Linked DNA regions of Homo sapiens: region 1 is linked to region 2. Evidence: read pairs that join two places in POLR2A ChIA-PET (ENCODE). Cell type or tissue: PC-9. All regions are shown on one strand. Links, peaks and the distances in the headings refer to the core of each region. The heading gives the core; the rest is flanking DNA. Region 1 has its middle 4.6 kb from the start of TMEM126A. Region 2 has its middle 20 kb from the start of LINC02695.

Evidence for each region. Peaks named below come from ENCODE experiments on the same cell type or tissue, not always from the same donor. Only the 100,000 strongest peaks of a DNase experiment are listed, where the experiment ranks them.
Region 1: POLR2A ChIA-PET joins it to region 2 with 5 read pairs; 1 of 35 experiments calls an interaction of 5 or more read pairs at or near these places.

Annotation. Positions count from the first base shown.
Region 1 is chr11:85,641,191-85,645,590 of GRCh38, reverse strand. No RefSeq gene overlaps it. Among named protein-coding and RNA genes, the nearest start is that of TMEM126A, 4.6 kb to the left of the region's middle. In PC-9, for the core only: no CTCF peak of the experiment used is centred there; a DNase peak (open chromatin) is centred at 2,150.
Region 2 is chr11:86,171,760-86,176,159 of GRCh38, reverse strand. No RefSeq gene overlaps it. Among named protein-coding and RNA genes, the nearest start is that of LINC02695, 20 kb to the left of the region's middle. RefSeq lists a cis regulatory region at 1,185-1,682. In PC-9, for the core only: no CTCF peak of the experiment used is centred there; DNase peaks (open chromatin) are centred at 1,869 and 3,129; H3K27ac peaks cover 3,363 bases.

The DNA of each region.
Region 1 (4,400 bases), core at 165-4,164, 530 kb after region 2:
TTCAGCAATTCTCTACATAGCATCTATGAAAATTTTTGTCAGACAATTTAGCTGAACTTGGGCTGTGCATGGAAGAGAGGGGATAGAAATGTAGCCAGAAATCTGCAATGTCTATGATGCTTGCACCAGACAACCGTAAGCTCTTTTTGGAAACAGGAAATAAAGAACAATTTGTCAAAGCATATTTTTCTGTCACTAAAAATACATGCCATTCTTTTGATTTTAAAAGTTTTGAGAAATGCCGAAAGAGAAAAGATAATTTAGTTTCTTATAGCTTGTCTGAACTCTCTAACAACAGAATATTGGCACATAAAATAGTTAATAAAAGAAAATGGAATTTGACCACTTGTCACTACCTTTATTGCTACTACTTATTATCTCTTACCTAGACTGTCTATAAAATCCTGTGTCACACAGAAAAATTGCTGGGATATGGCTTTGACTTAAATGCTGCATGAATCTGCTGAAAATAGTTGATCCAGGAAGATTCCATACTTTTCAAAGATAATAATCAAAAAATAAAAGAGGGACTTCTAGCTTCTGGAAGTGACACAGTAGCTTATGTTGGACAGACCCTGTTGCAAATAACAACTATAAACTCTGGACAAGGAAGAGATTCTTTTCAAAGACCCTGGAAAGCAACCAAAATAGCATGAAAACACAGGAAGGTATACAATTCTTGAAAGATGGGAAAAATAGTGGGTAAGATCCACATTTATCCAGCTTTTTTTCATGAGGGCATTAGTCTGTGCAGTACATGGGGAATATCGAGTGTCAGTATAAAGCAGCATTCTTCCCATTCTAAAACACTCAGAAGTTGAAATTTGGAAATGCCAGATCAACTGAAAATTGGGGCAGGAACCTTGAAAAGGGAACCCCAAAATCTGTCTAAAAAATCCCCTCAAATTTTTGGCTGACATTATAACAGTACATGCATGTGGTAAGACCCAAAGAACCCAATGGACAGCAACAGTTGGAAGACTGGAAGAGATAAAGTGAAATTTCAGCAGTCATCTGATGCTGGGAAGACAGTGTATTTTTGAATATTTAAATTCAAATATCGGAAATTTAAATATTTCCAAGTTATACAGACCGGGTGAAAACTTTGGACATTCCACTGAGCAGCATCTTAGAATTAATGACTACATCCAATGACTAAGGGTTATGCCCTAGAATCAAGGGCAAAATCAACCAAATCAATATTTTTTTAAAAAAATCAAATTAAGCAAAAAGGAAATCAAAGAGGAAGGAATAATAAAGGTAAGAGTGGAAATAAATGAAAGGGAAAAGACAAAAACAATAGAGAAAAGACCAACTGTGATTCTTTGAAAATATTAATAAAATCAATAAGCCCTAATAAGACTAATCAAAAGAAAAAGAGACCAAACAACTAAATCTTTTTGGACTGAAAGAAGGGACATTAATACAGATTCTACACACATTAACAGGATAAGGAGAGGATATTATGAACAACTTTAACCCACTGTGTTCGACAATTTAGACAAAATGGACAAATTGCTTGGTCTTATTGTTAATTGCTTATCTGGAGAGTTACAATTTATTTTTTCTTTTACATTTTATAACCTACAACCTTGCTAAATCAAATAGGATTTTAAAAATTACATAGATAATTTTATTTCTTCTTTTCCAATCTGGCTAGACTCTCCCATACAATGTTGGCTAGAAGCAATAAAGCAGACATTCTTGCATTTTCCCTGATCTTAGGGGGAAGTCATTCAGTTTCCCACCATCATCATGTTAATTATAGGTTTTTTGGTAAATGCTCTTCAAAATCTTAAGGAAGTTCCCTTCTTTTCCTCATGCTGGGAGTTTTTATCAGGAACAGATGTTGGATTTTGTCAAATGCTTTTTCTGTATCTATTCAGATGATTGTTTTTTTTCCTTGTTTAGTCTGTTGATACAGTGAATTATATTGTGTAGGGGCTCCACGTTCCCCAGCCATCTTTCCGTGTCCTGACCAAAAATCACAGAGCGCCTTGACTGCTTTGTGACCTGGCCAGCTGCAGATTTTTCTTAGCAGGCTTGAATCCAAACCGAGACCTGAAACATTTCCAGGCACTGATAAAGGTATCTAGGTTGTTGCCCAAAACACTAAAATAAACTGGCCCTGGCCCTGAGCCAAATTCCTAAGCCCTCATATAAACTCCATATCCTAATCCCCTTGTTGTGAACTGCTAGCCTTTTCTCTTGCTGTTTGTGGTGAGGATTGCTGCAGTTCAGTCATATAAAATTTCCCCTAATAAATGCTTTGGACTGATGACCCTGGTGTTTAGTGCTTCTTTCTTTGAATCCCAACCAGCCCAGTCTCAGGATAACTCTGGACACTCCCTTGTGGAAACTCCCCTGCTGTCACTTTTGGGGTGACTCCTGCTGTGGGTTTGGTGGAACAAAACATTGAGTGATTTTTTTAAATGTTAAGTCAATTTTGCAATCCTGGAATAAGCCCCGCTTGGCCATGAGGTACTATTCTTTATATATATTTTTGTATTTGGTTTGCTAAAAGTTTGTCAAAAGTTTTTATATCAATGTTCATGAGGAGTATTAGGCTGTAGTTTCTTTCCTCAAAATGTTTTTATCTGGCTTTGATATCAGGATATTGCTGGACTTATTGAATGAGTTGGCAAGTGTTCCCATCTCTTCAATTTTTTTGGAGAGTTTGCATCATATTATTATTTCTTCCTTACATGTTTGGTAGACTTTACCAGTGAAGATTTCTGGATCTGAGTTTTCCTTGTAGGGAGGATTTAACTATAAATTCAATACTCATGGTAGATATATGGCTACCCTGATTATCTATTTCTTTTTGAGTGAACTTCACAAATCTTCACAAAACAAGATCAAATATTCATTTATTCATTTCACCTAAGTTCTCAAGTTTATTGGCTGAAATTGTTCAAAAATATTTTCTTGTTATATTTTAACATCTGTAGAATCTGTGGTGAAACATCTCTCTTGATATTGGTCACTTATGTCTTCCCTTCTTTATGCTAATTGTTTATTATTTTTGAAAATCTCAAATAACCACCTTTTGGTTTTATTGGTTCTTTTCTATTGGTTTCTGTTTTCTATTTCTTCCCCCCTCTGTTCTATATTGTTTCTTTCTTATTCTTATCTAGGATTTAAGTTGCTCCTCTTTTTCTCGTTTCTTAAAAACATACCTGAGGTAATTGATTTGAGATCTTTTTCCCCTCTAACATATGTGCTTATCATTACAAATTTCCAAGTGCTGCTTTAACTGTATCCATAGATTTTTAAATGTTCTGTATTATTTTAATTCAGTTCAAAAGAATTTCTAATTTCACTTTGCTTTCCTCTTTGGCCTGTGGATTATTTAGAAGTGTGTTAATTTAGTAATAGTTCCAATTTTCTAGATACCATTTTGCTATTGATTTCCAATTCAGTTCCATTCTGGTCAGAAAATATACTTTGTATGATTTGAATCCTTTTAAGTTTATTGAGATTTATAAAGTAGATACTGGTCCATCTTGGTAAGTGGTCCATGTGTGCTTGTAAAGAACGTATACTCTGCTGTTGTGCCAAGAATTGTAAAAACATCAATTAGCACAAGTTGGCTAATGGTCATTATCCTTTCTGAATTTCTACCAACTTGTTTTATTAATACGGAGAGAAGGTTATTGAAATCTCCAACCATTATGAGGATTTTCTGTTTCTCCTTTCAGTTCTGTCAACTCTCGCTTCACGTTATTTTCAAGCTCCCATTATTGTATGAAGAAACACTTAGGATGAATTGATCCCTGTATAATTGTGAAATAACCTCCTTATTCCTTGGTAATATTCTTTGCTTTGAAATCCACCCCCTCCCTCACTCCCTCCCTTCCCTCCTTCCTTCCTTTGAATCAGGGTCTCACTCTGTCACCCAGGTTGGTGTGCAGTGGCACAATCATGGCTCACTGTAGCCTCAACCATCTGGCAAGTGATCCTCCTGCCTTAGACACCTGAGTAGCTGGGACTACAGCCACTATGCCCAGCTAACTTTTTATTTTTTGTAGAGACGGGATATCACTATGTTGCCTAGGTTAGTTTTGAACTCCTGGGATCAAGCAATCCTCCTACCTTGGCCTCCTAAAGTGCTGGGATTACAGGCATGAGCCACTGTGCCTGGCCTATTTGATATCACTATAGCCACTCCAATAACTTTTTAGATTAGTGTTAACACAACACAGCTTTTCCTATCCTTTTAACCTATTTGAGTTTTTAGATTTAATGCAGGTTTTCTTTTAGGCTATATAGCTGGATTTTGCTTTTTATCTAAATTAGGCAATTGCTGACTTTTCATGGGGTGAGTGTTTAGACCATTTATGTTTAATATGATTTTTATATTTTAGAGTTTAAATCTATCAGCTTTCTATTTGTTTTCT
Region 2 (4,400 bases), core at 154-4,153:
GAGATGTTCCCTGCTGTGCAGAAACTCAAAATTTTTAAGTCACACAGATTTGTAAACCTCCAATTATGAATAATGAAGTGGTACACACATACAAAAATATTATTGGCACATTGGGGAAGGAACAATTTGATGTGCCTTTGAAGGCTGTAGAAAGCACCACTGCAGAGAGGAGGTGACATCTGAGCTTGGTCTTGAATGATGGATGTCTAAGATTTTAAAGTCCAAGAAGGAGACCAGGTTGAAGGAGGAACATTAACAGATGAACAGAATAGCTAGATGAAGGAATGGCAAGAGTTCGGTGTGACCGGAGCACAGAATGCACAGTGGGGAGAATAGGAGATAAGGCTAGAAGGAACACTGGGCTGAAGTCATGTAGGATCTAATGTGCCAGGTTCATATATCTGGGCTTTGTTCTATCCAGCCCTTCCCAATCAGGATTCCACCAGAAAAATTAAGCCCTGATGACTTAAGACATCTATCATACAAATAAATTTCTCTCCCCTGTACACCTAGAATGGTATTAACTATGTACCATCCTGGAAAGACCTGAAATAGTCACTCAGATAATTTTCTGGAGGGCTTGGTTCTCACATGGAAGCCCAGGAGAGAAAGCCTGCTAGGCAGTGCAAGCCATCCAACATTTATAGAAAGCAAGTGACATCTTCACGTCATAGAAACACTGCTTGGGTGGCAATGAGAAGAGTGCTTTAGAAATAGTACAGGCAGAGGATAAGTGGTTAACTAAACTGCTGTTGCAATAATTCAGGTGGGTGACAACCAGGGCTCAGGGTGGTGACAGTAGAAATGGAGGTAAAGGACACCTTAGAGACATTTGGGAGGCAGAATAGATGGTGTTCTTTAGTGCTGTCTTCCCCAGCTCTTTGGCTATGATATGAAATCACCAGCTCCCTCCAGCTTCAGGCTGGAACCTTCCTAAAGAGGGCAAGAAGTGGCTGGGTGCAGTGACACACGCTTGTAATCCCAGCACTTTGGGAGGCCAAGGCAGGCAAATCACTTGAGGTCAGGAGTTCGAGACCAGCCTGGCCAACATGGTGAAACCCTGTCCGTATCGAAAATACAAAAATTAGCCGGGTGTGGTGGCATACGTCTATAGTCCTAACTACCTGGGAGGCTGAGGCAGGAGAATCGCTTGAACCAAGGAGGCAGAGGTTGTGGTGAGCCAAGATCATGCCACTGCTCTCCAGTCTGGGCGACAGAGCTAGACTCCATTTCAAAAAAAAAAAAAAGAGGGCAGAAGTGCACCAGCCACAACTCAGCATGGGGGTGGGGTGTGCTGCCACTGCTCTGGACCTTATCACATCTCTGGTGAACTCTGCACACCCTGATAGCCTCAAGTTGTGACTTTTCTTCACACCCCCTCACCCTCCTGGGCATGTTGGTCCAGTCTTCACAACTGACCTTCAGCCTCATTCTTCTCCCCAGCCACACATTTCAAAAGTGCTACCCTGAACTCCACACTGCCTGGCTGGGTTCCTGACGCTTTGCTTCCCTAACCCAACTCATTCTTCCAAGGAGCTGGATCCACTCCCTGTGCTCCACCCCAGCCCTAGGAGTCCTACAGCTGATGCAGCATTGCCAGCTCCAGTCCTGCTCATTCCCAGCTTCCTCCCTATGGGCCATGTGGCTGAGGTCTTATCATGCCTTATAACTAAACTGACCGGAATTTAGGCACGTCATCACCAAGCCTCATCTGGGGCCTGTTTTCTCATTTGTAATGTGTGGGGATTGTACTAGGTGACTTCTAAAGGATCTCCCTTCCAACACTAACATCCTGTGTTTCTAAGTAGGCCAACTGTAAAAGAAGTCTGCATTGGCACAGAACAATTGAGGCTGGGAGCAAGTGAGTCAGACTCAGCAGAAATGTCAAGCTCACTGTGGAGCCAGGAGATCAGAGTGCAGCATGCCACTGGGCAGACAGGAGCCAGGGCCTTGAGCCAGAGATTAGCCTACCCAGACAGCTGTGCGGACGAGATGACGGATGCCATGGCTTGCTTATTAGTCACATTGGTGTTCAAGGAATTAACCACTTCATTTTGTGCCCTCCAAAGGATAACATTCATTTATGACCTAAAGCTATTTAGCAGGGAGTTTGTAATTCTACCTTTCTCACAGTTACTGCTGGTGATTTAGGATTCAATATTATCCCATTACTATTTTGTCCATTTGCTTGAAATTGCCATCCAATGGGCATTCACTGACCATCTAGTTTTACTCTCAAGACTTCCTAAGTCCCTCTCAGATGCCTCTCAGTGTGTGTGAAAGAAAGGGCACAGACCTTTGGAGACCTACATTTGAACCCCACAGCTACTTACTAGTCATGTGGTTCTGGAAAAGTTAATCTCTGAAGAGTGTGTGTGTGTGTGTGTGTGTGTGTGTGTGTGTGAGAGAGAGAGAGAGAGACAGAGACAGAGTCTTGCTAGAGAGAGAGAGAGACAGAGTCTTGCTCTGTCACCCAGGCTGGAGTGCAGTGGCACGATCATGGCTCACTGCATCCTTCGCCTCCCTGGTTCAAGCAATTCTCCTGCCTCAGCCTCCCGAATAGCTGGGACTACAGGCGCGTGCCACCATGCCCAGCTAATTTTTGTATTCTTATTAGAGACAGGGTTTCACCATGTTGGCCAGACGGGTCTTAAACTCCTGACCTCAGGTGATCCACCCACCTTGGCCTCCCAAAGTGTTGGGATTATAGGCATGAGCCACCGCACCTGACTAATCTCTGAACTTTTGATTCCCCATGTGTGAAATGGGATAATAATAATACCTGCCTTGCAGATTTGTAGCCCAGGTTAAAGTGTCTACTATACGGGAGGTTCTCAGTAAAGAAGTTCTCCTTTACAGAAACCCTGCTGTTTTGCATGTCTTGAAATCTCTGCCTTCAGGATTGTTTCTCTTAGGTTTGCCTGGCCCTTTCCTCTCTTTCTTCCTTAAGCCTGCAAGGTCCCTGCTGGTCCACACAAGTTTCTGCTCCAATTCCAGACCTGCAGCATGCTGAGTCAGCACTAGCACTTCCTAGCGTAGGGGCTTTTCTCCACCCCATCATGGCTGAGCAATCACAAGCCAAGAAAATCTTGATCAGAAGATAAGATCATAGCTAAAGGCTCTGAGAGCTCCATTGTCTCAGCTTCAGATGCTGTTATATAGAAGATTAAAACCCCAGTACTGTGACTCAGTGAGGGCCCAGTTAGGAGATTACAAGACACAGTGCTGAAGGGTTAAAGGTGATAAAGTAAGGATGCCTTCAAGCTACTGAGTATAGGAATTAGCTGTGGGCACACATCTCTGGCAGGCTAGGGACTAACCTTCCTGGTTCCTTCTTTCAAAGAGATGCTAGTGTCAGGGACTAGTACAGACATGGGTTGCAGGGCCTTAGAGATCTTTTGTTTACCCTCTTTTACACAAATGGAGAAACTGAGGCCCACAAGCAGGAATTAACTTGCCCAGATTTATATAAAGAGAAAAAGCCATAAATGCATTCAAATGCAGGACTCAACTCTATGTTCCAACTGTTTCTATTATCCTATGATAAAATAGTGATTGTTAAAATTCAATGCATTGGGGACACTCACTAAACTTGACTCTTAAATAAGAAGTGTGGGGAATGTTGTTAACAGGATTTCTAGCAGGAGAGCATTCACTTTTTCATCAAATATTTATTGAGTCCTAGAAGGTAAGTAATGGCCAAATTGTTAAGGGTATAAGAGGATATGCTTAGGCGTGTGGTTTTTATTTTGTAGGCAACAGTCCGTCAAAGATTTCAGAGAAGAGGATTAACATGATCAGCTTTAAAGAGAGCATGCTAGCAGCAGAGGAGAGGATTGGAAGGTGTCAAATTAGATGCCCAAGGACTTAGGGGGCTTTTAGAGTAGTCCTGGCAAGAGATGATTGATGGAGATCTAAAGAAGGGCAGTGGCAGTAAGGACAGAGAGCAAGCAGAGCCAAAGGCCATTTCTTCTTTTTCTTTTATTATTCTGAATTGACATATAATAATTGTACATATTTATGAAGTACAGGGTGATATTTTGATACAAGTATACCATGTGTAATGATCGGGTCAGGGTAGTTAGCATAGCCATCACCTCAGACGTTTCTCATTTCTTCATGTTGGGAACATTCAAAATTCACTCTTCTGACTATTTGAAAATACACAATCATTGTTGTTAATTATAGTCATGCTACAGTGCTGTAGAACACTAGAACTTCCTCCTTTTTAGCTGCACTGTTGTATTTGTTAACCAACCTTTGGCTATTCCCCCTCTGCTCTACCCTTCCCCACCTCTAGTAACCATTATTCCACTCTCTACTTCCATGAGATCAACGTTTTACGTTTCTACATATAAATGAGAACCTGCCAAACACCATTTCTTAAATGCGGTTAATGG